Linked DNA regions of Homo sapiens: regions 1 and 3 are each linked to region 2. The links are chromatin contacts, found by Hi-C or POLR2A ChIA-PET in ENCODE. All regions are on one chromosome and are shown on one strand. The core of a region is the stretch at or near the end of the contact, and the rest is flanking DNA. Distances in the headings are between cores, read along the strand shown. Region 1 overlaps PITPNC1 (phosphatidylinositol transfer protein cytoplasmic 1). Region 2 holds the start of HELZ (helicase with zinc finger). Region 3 holds the start of CACNG1 (calcium voltage-gated channel auxiliary subunit gamma 1).

What was found. A loop is a pair of places that touch in the nucleus more often than their neighbours do. ChIA-PET counts read pairs that join two places held with the same protein, here RNA polymerase II (POLR2A). Pooled maps may share reads with other maps.
Region 1: a pooled map shows a loop between it and region 2 (4-fold over the local background). The contact joins the enhancer-like site here to the promoter of HELZ in region 2. A Hi-C loop is called at or near these places in 7 of 50 pooled maps. POLR2A ChIA-PET finds 5 or more read pairs at or near these places in 3 of 52 experiments (CD4-positive, alpha-beta T cell, HCT116 and activated T-cell).
Region 3: a map of gastrocnemius medialis shows a loop between it and region 2 (2.1-fold over the local background). The contact joins the promoter of CACNG1 here to the promoter of HELZ in region 2. A Hi-C loop is called at or near these places in 1 of 168 maps with a recorded cell type or tissue (gastrocnemius medialis) and 2 of 50 pooled maps. POLR2A ChIA-PET finds 5 or more read pairs at or near these places in 3 of 52 experiments (H1, activated CD4-positive, alpha-beta T cell and activated naive CD4-positive, alpha-beta T cell).

Annotation. Positions count from the first base shown.
Region 1 is chr17:67,473,428-67,476,907 of GRCh38, forward strand. All of the region lies in intron 1 of PITPNC1 (phosphatidylinositol transfer protein cytoplasmic 1), which reads left to right. Among named protein-coding and RNA genes, the nearest start is that of MIR548D2, 3.6 kb to the left of the region's middle. Within about 2 kb of position 2,129, at least 21 of the 41 ENCODE cell types and tissues checked have a DNase peak (open chromatin) inside an H3K27ac peak, as active enhancers do; they include CD4-positive, alpha-beta T cell, where a contact is called at or near this core.
Region 2 is chr17:67,243,930-67,247,566 of GRCh38, forward strand. It overlaps HELZ (helicase with zinc finger), which reads right to left and starts at 1,267. Exons shown (of 33, transcript NM_014877.4): 1 at 1,219-1,267. HELZ-AS1 (HELZ antisense RNA 1) reads left to right here and starts at 847. Exons shown (of 4, transcript NR_136398.1): 1 at 847-1,279. RefSeq lists enhancers at 491-1,478, 1,479-2,465 and silencers at 795-844, 945-1,434, 1,985-2,074, 2,085-2,284.
Region 3 is chr17:67,042,632-67,046,230 of GRCh38, forward strand. It overlaps CACNG1 (calcium voltage-gated channel auxiliary subunit gamma 1), which reads left to right and starts at 1,923. Exons shown (of 4, transcript NM_000727.4): 1 at 1,923-2,258. The coding sequence starts at 2,030.

The DNA.
Region 1 (3,480 bases), core at 879-3,378, 230 kb after region 2:
ACGCCATTCTCCTGCCTCAGCCTCCCGAGTAGCTGGGACTACAGGCGCCCGCCACTACATCCGGCTAATTTTTTTGTATTTTTTTAGTAGAGACGGGGTTTCACCGACCTCGTGATCTGCACGCCTCAGCCTCCCAAAGTGCTGGGATTACAGGTGTGAGCCACCGCCCCCGGCCCTGGTGTGCTTTTTAATATTTTTTGGAGATGGGGTCTTGTTATGTTTCCCAGGCTGGCCTTGAACTCCTGAGCTCAAGTGATGCTCATGCCTCAGCCTTCAGAGTAGCAGGCATTACAGGTGCATGCCACCTCACCTGGCTAATAAATGTTTTTGGAGGGATGTGTTGAGCCTATGCAGGTATCCTGTTTCCCCTTAAAGTTTGCCCATGAACTTAACATTCCTCAGTGGACCCTGCCTGCAGCTATTATTACTGTAATGTTCTCCTGGTGATTTTCTATTCTCCCATGCCTTCTGCCTTTATTACATGGAATTCTTCTGTAAGGGAAATTTGTTTCTTCTCCAGGTATTTGTTTATCTATCCTCTCATTTATTTATATCAGTGTGGACTCACAAGTACTTATTTTATTCTCTGGGTGAGAGATGTTTTTAAGATGGGAAAATGGACTACTTTAAGTTAACCTAACTGTGAGCCAGGTAGCAGGAGGTGTGGGGAGGAGGAGCATAGATGCTGGGGGAGGAATGGGCGGTGGATGGAGCGAAGTTCCTAGGAAGGTCAGTGAGAAGGAGATCCGGAGGTGGGGGTCTTGGCAAAAACAAGGGACACCCTGTTCCCACAAATGGGTAAGAGGAAAGTTTGGGAGGGTCGATTTCCATGTCAGGAAGGAGAACTTGAAGGAGTTCCAACTAATTAGCTTTTGTCTTCTCCGTCAAGATGTTTTCTGTGACGACAATGGGAAGTTGACTTTTGGAATTTTAATTGTCTTGGCCAAAATTCCTGGCCTCTAGAGTAACGTTTCTCAACCTCAGCCCTGCCGACATTTGGAGCAGATAATTCATTGTTGTGGGAGCCGTCTTGTGCATTGCAGGCTGTGTCGCAGCATCCCTGGCCTCTACCCTCTAGATGCTTTAGTGCCCTCTCCTGTTTCCCCAGCAGTGACCACCAAAATGTCTCCAGGCAGTGTCAAATGTGCCCTGGGGAGCAAAATCGCCCCATGCTGAGAACCACAGATCTAAAATTAACACACACAATTCTGGCAATCCGTAGGATTCTTCTTCTCTTTATTTTTATTTTTTTGTCTCCCTCTGTTGCCAAGGCTGGAGTGCAGTGGCATGATCCATAGCTCATTGCAGCCTTGACCTCCCGGGCTCAAACAATCCTCCCACCTCAGCCTCCTGAGAAGCTAGGACTGCAGGTGCACACCACCATGCCCGGCGGCTTTTTTTTTTTTCTTGAAGAGGGGGACTCACTGTGTTGCTCAGGCTGGTCTCAAACTCTTGGGCTCAAGCAGTCCTCCTACCTCAGCCTCCCAAAGTGTTGGGATTATAGGCATGAGCCACTGCATCCAGCCCACGGGATTCTTGACCATTACTTTGAAAGACTAAGATGATGGCATTCACCTATTAATTTTCTGCAGAAAGAGCTAAGCTGCTCTAGTGTGAACACTCAACGTTGACGCTATGGATGAGGGAGGGCCCTGCTTTCTTGGGAATAGCGGATGGTCCTTTCAGCACACAGCACAGATGAATGAAGAGGAAATGAAGTTCTGGTTCGCAGAGGGTCTTTGGTTCTGAAAAGCGTTGCCGTGGTTCTAGCCTTCCTCGCGGTGGAGGGTGTTTTGCTTTCTGCGCGGTTTCTGTGTGGGCCGTGGGAAGCAACTTGATTGTTATCACAGTTGGGGACACAGCAGCTCTTCTCATAGGTTAATTTCTGAAAGCCCATTTGTTCTAAATCCAACGTGACGCCTACCGAGCTGGGTACAACATTGGTTTGTTTCATAAAACAGCCCGGGGTGTTTGGGACTCTTACTCCTTTACAACTCTCATTTGACTGTCCAAAGATGCTTGCACTGGGGCCTAATTTTCTGTCACCTTCCCTACGTTTTTAACAAGACACTGCCATTTCAAACATAGCGAACACGACAGATTGAGGAACAAGGCCAAGGCAGAGGCTGCGACGACCTCGTACAGCCGCTGATGCCATCTGTTGGTGGCTGGCAGAACTGATGCCCTTTGCTGCGAGGGAGCTTTGTTTATTGCACAGAAAGTTGAAAGTTGGCAGCAGAGAACCTTGTTACCACCTGGGAGGATAGGATTGGCAGGATTAGGGAGGACTGGAAGGGGAGGGAATGCGTGTTTGCTTTGTAGGTTGTGCATCAGTAAGCACAATCAGGATTCAGTGCCAGGAATCCATAGTTGAAACAATTTTAGGAGGATTTTTCAAGGTTCTGGCTGGGATGCCATGGGGACCTCCAATCCATTTCTCAGTCGACTGTCAGTTAAGGCATTGGGCTGTGGGAAGTTAACAGAGCAACAGAGCGGTCTCTAACGTAAAAAAACCCCAGTGTCTCCCATAGAGCTAGCATGCAGTCCTTATTTGTGGAATTTGATATTGAGGGACAGTATTAACTCCTCACTCTAATCAAAGAAGCTATGATAATATGATGCAAAACAACTATTATATTCTATCCCCTTCCAAAGTGCTTTCAAAGACTAAATTTGTCTTGATACCAATCCATTTATACCAACACATCCCCACATTTCTGATGATGAAACAGATTCCTAGAGACTAAATTTCTTTCTTTTCTTTTTTTTTTTTTTTGAGATGGAGTCTCGCTTTGTCACCCAGGCTGGAGTGCAGTGGCACGATCTTGGGTCACTGCAGCCTCTGTCCCCCCAGGTTCAAGTGATTGCCCTGCCTCAGCCTCCTGAGGAGCTGGGATTACAGGCATGCACCACCATGCCCGGCTAATTTTTGTATTTTTAGTGGAGACGGGGTTTCCCCATGTTGGCCAGGCTGGTCTTGAACTCCTGACCTCAGGTAATTCACCCGCCTTGGCCTCCCAAAGTGCTGGGATTAAGGTGTTACCCACCACGCCCGGCCTAGAGACTAAATTTCTTAGGTCCATATGTCTGCTTGATAGCAAGAGCTGGAATTAGTTCAGCCAGTGGGTTCTTAACTCTGGATGCATATAAGAATCACCTGGGAAACAAAAAAAAATCTTAGTGGTTGGCTTCACTCTCAGATATACAGATTTATTTTTTAATTTTTGTTTATTTTTTTGTAGAGATGGGGTCTCACTATGTTGCCCAGGCTGGTCTTGAATTCCTGGGCTCAAGCAATACTCCCACCTCCACCTCCCAAAGTTCTGGCATTACAGGTGTGAGCCACTGTGCCTGGCCAGATATATGGATTAACGGGGCCGGGCCAGGGCTGGGTCCTGGGCTGTGATTCTAACCTGCTGCCTGGGGTTGAAGCGCTTCTCCTCCAGGTGTGGTCCATGAACCAGTCGCATCAGCATCACC
Region 2 (3,637 bases), core at 17-2,516:
CTACATTTAAAATGGAAAAAGTTACAAAAATGGTACAGTGTGCAGCTTTGCAAATGAGTCTGGTTTTTGACCTTAAAACATTTCCTTTCAGTAAGGTAAAAGAATAGATTATACAATGCTCTTAAAACTCAAAAACATAATAAAATCATCTTTTTCAACACAGACTGACCTTACTTTCAAAAACATAAAGAAATGAAGGAGAGGAAATTTCATTAATATGAGTTTAAGAGAGAGCAAAATTAAGAACAAACTAGGCAAGACAGACAACTCCTCCCTCCTTCCCCCGCTCCAGGAATCCACTGTCTCTGAAGTTACACTTTTTATTATATTAATGATTTGCCTGAGAAGTGTTAAGTTGTGAGGGAGAAGGAATGACAATTTTTGAACTGCAAACAAAACCTGAGGATCCCGATCCAAGAACAATCAGAGGACCCTGGCTTCCAGCCCTGTCTGAAGATTTCTCAGCAAAGGCGAGGGTGCAGAAGGCTCCAATAATTTAGGGGAGAGGAATCGAAGTTCCCTAGGTAAGACTGCAGTCTGTGAGCCCTTGAAAAGGGTACTGGAGTACTCTCAAGGAATCTCCAGGAAAAGAGAGCCTATCTTTATTTTTGTTGATGTGCTTGTGGGCCAAAGAGCATTTCCGAGGAGGGGGCGGGGAAAGGGGGGAAGAAAGTGAATCTCGGGCCGAGAGCCCTCCGCGGGGGAGGGAGGGGGCGCACGCCTGACCCACTTTTCCCCACGCCCCCGCTCCAGCCCCCACCCCACCCGGTGGAAGTCCGAGGCCTGAGGGGGGGCATCGAGCGGGGCGTGGGAGGCCCGCACGCTCCCCACCCCCAGCCGCGACCCGGAGGAGGGGAACGTGCCGGGAGGCTCGAGTCCCCCTCCCAGAGTGCTCTGGGCCGGAGAAACCTCCCGCAGGCTCCCGGGCCAGGCGTGCAAGGCCCCCTCTCCTGCCAGGGCCCAGGACGCTGCGGGCCCCAGCGGAGGGGAAGGGGACTAAGTAGGGGAAGAAGCTGTAAACAGCCCCAGCGTCCGGGCCTCGCCTCGAAGAGCCGCGCTTCCCAGGCCCAGCCGCGGGCCGCCCAGGCCCCCAGCCTGCCCCGGGGCCGCCGCGCCCGGGGTCCGGGACACCGGAGGGGAGTCGGGTCCCCTCCCCGGAGAGCTCCGGGAGCTCGCGGAGCGGCCCCAGGAGCAGAGAAGGGGGAAGTCAGGACTTACCTGTCATTACTTTCTACGCCATCTTGGATCCACTTGTCAACGTCCCCACAAAGCATTATGGGTAAGAAAGAGCCTTTAAAGTGACTCCCCCCGGCCCCCGACTCCCGCCTCCCGCCGCCGGCGCCGCCCCCTCCGGCCGCGCCTCCCGCCCGGAAAGTTGCCCCGGGTGGACTGCCGACCCCGGCGCCCGCAGCTGGCCCCTTCCCCTCCCCCGGGCTGACGGCATTGAAAATTCACCCGCATTTTTAAAACGTGGCTTTGGGGTTTTCTCCCTTTCTCCTGCCCCGGCCTCCCTGCCCCCACGCCCGGTCCTCTCGCCTCGCCGCGTTCCTGCCCGGGCAGACGCCCCGCGTCTGCATTGAATCAACCCGAGGTTTCCTTGCCGCCCGCGGCGCGGCGCGGAGCTGCTCGCGGATTTATTTGTGCGCGTGGATGTGAGCGTTTCTGCTCCTGCGGCCGCGCTTCCAGGAAGCCCGCGAGCGGCCGGGGTCGCCTTCAGAGGCCGCGCAGACCAGCTCCGCACCCGCCGCCCGGAGAGGTGCCTCTGCCCTGGGAAACCGCCCCGGGGCCGTTGGGCTCCGGGAACTGGGAGGACGCCGTGTCCCCGAGTCCACCAGCGTCGAAGCACGATTTAAAAAAAAAAATTGAGCCAAATGCAACTTTTTACCCCTTGTTTACTCTGTGTCCCGCGGTCTCCTCCTCCGGGCGGGTAACGTGATCCGCGACCCTCTAGGTGGGGACCCCTCCCCTAGGAATGTGGCTCCAGGCTCCGCGGAGCCACCCTGGGAGCGTCCGGGCTGCGGACTGTGACTCCGGGGCAGGTAATCCGGGGCGCCGGCTGCGGGCTCCGGGCGGGGCGGGGCGCGGAGGCAGCCAGGGCTCGGGGGAGGGTCCCGGGCGGAAAGCAGGGTGCGCCAGTCCGGGTCCACCTGGCGGGTCGGGGGAGAACCGCGGGCGCCGCTGCAGCTCGGGAGGCTGGAGGTGGGGACGCCCGGCGTCTCCGGGCTGCGACCCGCTGCGCTGGAAAGTGTGGGGCGCCTTGGCGCGGGCTGAGGTCTCTGACCCGGGCGAGTACCCCCAGCCCGCCGGCCACACTGCTGCCGGGCATCCTCTCCCCGCGACACCACGCCCGCTTTCGGCTGCGCGGGGCGAGCAGCGTACTGACCCCGGCGTCCAGCCGCCCAGGTCCCCCCAGCAACGGAGGCCCCTTGGTCAGCCTCCTCCCGCGCTCTCCGCAGAGCCTCTGGTCCCTGCTTTGCTGTCTTTGGAGGCCTGCTCCAGTTGCTTTTTTTTTTTTCCAAGCAAGTTTTTACAACAAGGAGATACCCAAAAGAAAATTCTCCAAGACAGGAATGCTTGCGAATTGTATTCGGTACAAAATGCTGTTGAACGGCTCTACCTTTAGAAGACCGCAGAAGCACTGGCATTAAAACCCTCTTTCGGTGCACGGGGAGGGCCTGGGGCCTTGGATCTACCCGAGGATTTTACGCTCCTCCAGACCCTATCAACAGCCTCACTAGGAACGTGAACGGTGGCAGACAGGAGCCCTGCCCCTGGGGAGCCAAAAACTCCACCAGGCAATTGTCCCGGTCTGATGAGAAGGTGTAGACACATTAAGGGATTGGCCCCGGGTCACTCGTGAAGGAGGGAACGAGGTAGTGAGTCATTCCCAGCCAAGAACGCAGCGTGCTGGGGAGCAACCTCCCCTGAGTCACCTGCTTCTCACCTCGGAATAAGTGGAGAAACTGGAGCCTGGAGCCAGGTTCTTAGACGGCCCAGCAAGGTAGCCACCAAGGGCATGGGCTAGGCTGGGGGGAGGCAGCGCCCCTCCTGCTGGAAAAGGGAATGCTTGGCCCGTCTGAAGAAGGCTCCAATGTCTCTTTCCAGGGTACCCCAGGTGCTTCTTTTCCAATTCCTCTTTTGCACTTATTTAGCCACTGGTATGCACTGGCTTAATGGTGGTTTTGTTTGCATGGCACCTTTAGGTATGTGGTCTGAGTTTATGCAAAAGTAATGACAAAAGCCGCAGTGACTTTTGCACCCACCTAATATAAGTAAACAGGAAATAAGTTGAGGGCAAGGACTGTGTCTCCCAAACACGTTTCTTTGATAAGCAGCCTTTCTTTGCCTTGTATAGGCATTGACCCAAATAAGTGTTCAGTTTGTGTGACTGCCCAACCCATTCACTGCCTCCAGTGTGTGCATCCAAGCCCAACCTTGTCAAATACACCGCCTGTTGCCTGAGCTGGGACGGCCTGCCGACTCTTCTCCCTGCCCCTCCTGGATACCTACAATGCATCCTCCACCTGACCAACCCTGTGATATTTTATGAATGTAAATCAGATCGAGACTTCTCTGCTGAAACCTTGGAATAAAACCCAGATTCCCAACCCTGGCCTACAAGCTCCTGTGTGAGGTG
Region 3 (3,599 bases), core at 673-3,172, 200 kb before region 2:
CAGCTTCTGGGAATTCCCCATGGAGATGGTCTACCCACCTGGTGACAGGCAGTTTCTCCACGAGCTGAAGCAGGGGCGGTGGCATATGTCAACAGTCAGTCAGTGATCAGTCAGTTGTGATGGATTAGCACCCACAGGGAACACAGAGGTGGGGGGACAGGGAGGAAGGGAAGCAGAGATGAGAACAGTGGGGAGATAAGCTCTCAGGAGATTGTAATATGTATGAGAGACTGATTTTAAAAATATGGAAGTTTGGATGGAACTGCAATAAGCACAAGCCAGTGGCTGGAGATGCGAGGGTTCAGCTCAGCCCTGGGGCTGTTCACCAGGTAGTCCTGGCTCCTCACATCTCCTCTCTGGGCTGCAGATTCCTAATCTGTCACAATAGATCATGAAGTTTCTTCCCAGTTCCAACCATTCGTTATGACTTTGGGCTCTGGGTCCTGAAACCTGGATTCCTCATTTTCTCGCTGTGTGACCTTGGACAAGTGACTTCATGTCTCTGAGCTTCCATGTCCTTGTCTGTGAAATGGCAGTAACCGTTGTAGTCCCCTTGTGGATTGGTGTGAAGAGTAACTGTGACAATGGATGAAGGCTTAGCAGGGTACCTGGTAGATAGTAAGCACTCACTGAAGATGAGCCACTGTTCTGATTATCATCATCATGAACTTTCTGTGATTCTAAGGCTGGAGGCCGAAACATTTCTGTCCACATGGGCAGAGTCTCTGTAAATCGTGTCAATCTGAGGCCAGGATTTTGAAGCTCAAGGCCCCACCCAGCTCAGGAGGCTATTCCTGGTCATGCGTCAGCCTCTCGGCTACACCCAAAAAGGGCCACCCTGTGAGCCGAGAAGGAAGAGATGACACAACCCAGGAGAGATGTAGAGGCTGGAGCCTCGGAGACCAGCCTGGGGGCCAGGCGGGTGCACAGGACCGTCGGAGGGTGGTCGATCCCGGGCTTTCTGTGTTCTCTGCACGCCCATGAGCTCCTAATGATCCCCTATAAATCAACCTATTCATTCTTTTTTACTCACACACTTATTTTTCAAATTCAAACATAACTGGAAAGTCGTTATCACCTGCTGTTAATAGAAGGCAAAACCAAACAGTGCCCTGAAAAACAGAATGACCAAGTCCAGCAGGATTCCTCGTCCTCTTCGGGCCGTTCTCGCTTTGTTTCAAAGGACACTTTACAGGCAATAATGACACTGACCTCGAACAGAGCTTTGCTCTGGACCCAGTTTTGGGGATGGAAAGAGAATTGAAAAGGAAGTAATGTTCTCGTGGAGGGATCAGAGTTGGGTAAGGCCAGACCTGGGAACCACCTAAAACCTTCCTATGGTTTGGGGGATGCCGTGGGGTTTGTGGCTAAAACGCTTGCCTAAGAGGTGGACTCCACAGGCCCTGGACTGGGTTCCCGGGATGTCATTAGACAGAATCCTAGCCCCTCAGATCCCAGGATGAGAACCTACTCACTGCCCTGCCGGTAACAGGCTTACCCCGTGGGAGCCCGGGACAGCCGTGCAGCCCGCAGCTCCTGGTCTCCTCCCCTGGCCTGGGCTGCCCTTTCCCATCAGCCCAGAGCAGGCAGATCCCCACCCCCGGGGCCCTGCTGCCCACCTCTCGCCCTCTCCCAACTCAGGCACCCTGAGCTGCTACTCACAGAGGCCTCAATCTACCATCCAGAGCCTTCTCTCCTTGCCACCCTGCCCCGCCGCACTGGGGTATTTCTGGCTCCCAGAGGGGCAGAAAACCCTGAAACCCGAGCAGAAGCTGTCCTCGGTGCCACGCCTGGAGATGGGCATTAATAGCAGCCTCCCTCAGGCCCCTGACGCGTCTGGGCAGCTGCTCAGCACGTCCCGCGTCCCTCGGCCCCAAGGCCAGCCCACTCTGGCTCAGCCAGGCACACTAAACTTAGTGGCCACTCCCAGCTCGACAACCACTGCCACCCCCCAAGCTCGGCTTGTCACCTGCCCTAGGAGACGCAGCCGCCGGACCCTGCCCAGGGCACCCACGCCTCGGCGACCACCATGTCCCAGACCAAAATGCTGAAGGTCCGCGTGACCCTCTTCTGCATCCTGGCAGGCATCGTGCTGGCCATGACAGCCGTGGTAACCGACCACTGGGCTGTGCTGAGCCCCCACATGGAGCACCACAACACTACCTGCGAGGCGGCCCACTTCGGCCTCTGGCGGATTTGTACCAAGCGCATCCCCATGGACGACAGCAAGACCTGCGGGCCCATCACCCTGCCCGGGGGTAACGTACCCACCCTCCGTCCCGATCCCCACCTCCTGCTCTTCCCCGTCATCCCCCTGGCAAAGTTGCCCTTGCGAAGGAAGGCAGGTTTCTCTGCCTAGAAATAGGGCAGCCGCCCAGCCTTTTCTGCCCAGGGAAGAAGATATGAATTGCATGTGTGGTGCTGGTGGCTGGGGCTGGGTTGTAAGACGAGGGCGTTTGTCCCAGCTATTTCTGTCTGGCTGGACCTTGGGGCTTTTTGCCCAGAGCAGAGAGCTGGGCAGGCTCAAGAAAGGAACTGCAGCTCTACCAGCCCAGGGACTTCTGGGCCCCACCTGCTCACTCTCTCCCTGCAAAGAAAAGCTAGGTGGCTCTGTGTCCTCAGGCTAGGGGGACCCATGGGGCTGGCAGGTTTGTTCCTGGCCTCAAGGCAGGAGAGGAGAGAGCATAGGCGATGGAATTTGCAGGGTCCTGTGCAGAATGAAAATGCAGGGTTCCTTGCTCCAAATTACCAAGGATTTCAAGGCAGTGACAGCAGCACATGAAACCACACATGGGCCCTTGTGGGCTCTGGGCCTGGAGCAGCTGCACAGGTTGAATGTCTGTGAAGCAGGACATGGCTGTAGGCTGTAGGTGAGCCACCTGCCCCCACCTTCTTTTTTTTTTTTTTTTTTTTTTTGAGACAACTTTGTCGCTCAGGCTGGAGTGCAGTGGCATGATCTTGGCTCCCTGCAACTTCTGCCTCCTGGACTCAAGCGATTCTCCTGCCTCAGCTTCCCCAGTAGCTGGGATTACAGGCATGCACCACCACACCCATCTAATTTTTGTACTTTCAGTAGAGACGGGGTTTCACCATGTTGGTCAGGCTGGTCTCGAACTCCTGACCTCAGGTGATCCACCTGCCTTGGCCTCCCAGAGTGCTGGGATTACAGACGTGAGCCACCATGCCCGACCTCCACCTGTCCTTTTGTCAGGACTTCAGTCCTCTATGCATCCTGTCTTAGCTCAGACCCTGTCAGAGTTACAAAGCATTTCCTCACCCTGTAATTTAAGCGTATTCCTCGATTTCCTACCGTGTGACCGAACCACACGTTGAAGGTAAGGTCCTTTTCAGGAGTACCTGGTAGTCGCGTGACTAGCCTCTATTCTGCAAATGCAGAGGCTTCTGGATTCTTAGCAAATACAGCACTTTAGAGGAAAGAGTGCTCATGGAGACCAGGCAGCCAGGGATCTAATCGCCATTGCCCACTACCCTCAAATGACCATCCAGGGAGGACAAAGCTCATCTCAGCCTCTGCTTCTTCCTCTATAAAATATGGGACTGACTCTCAGCAACGTGAGATCCCTTCCTCGGCTTACAGA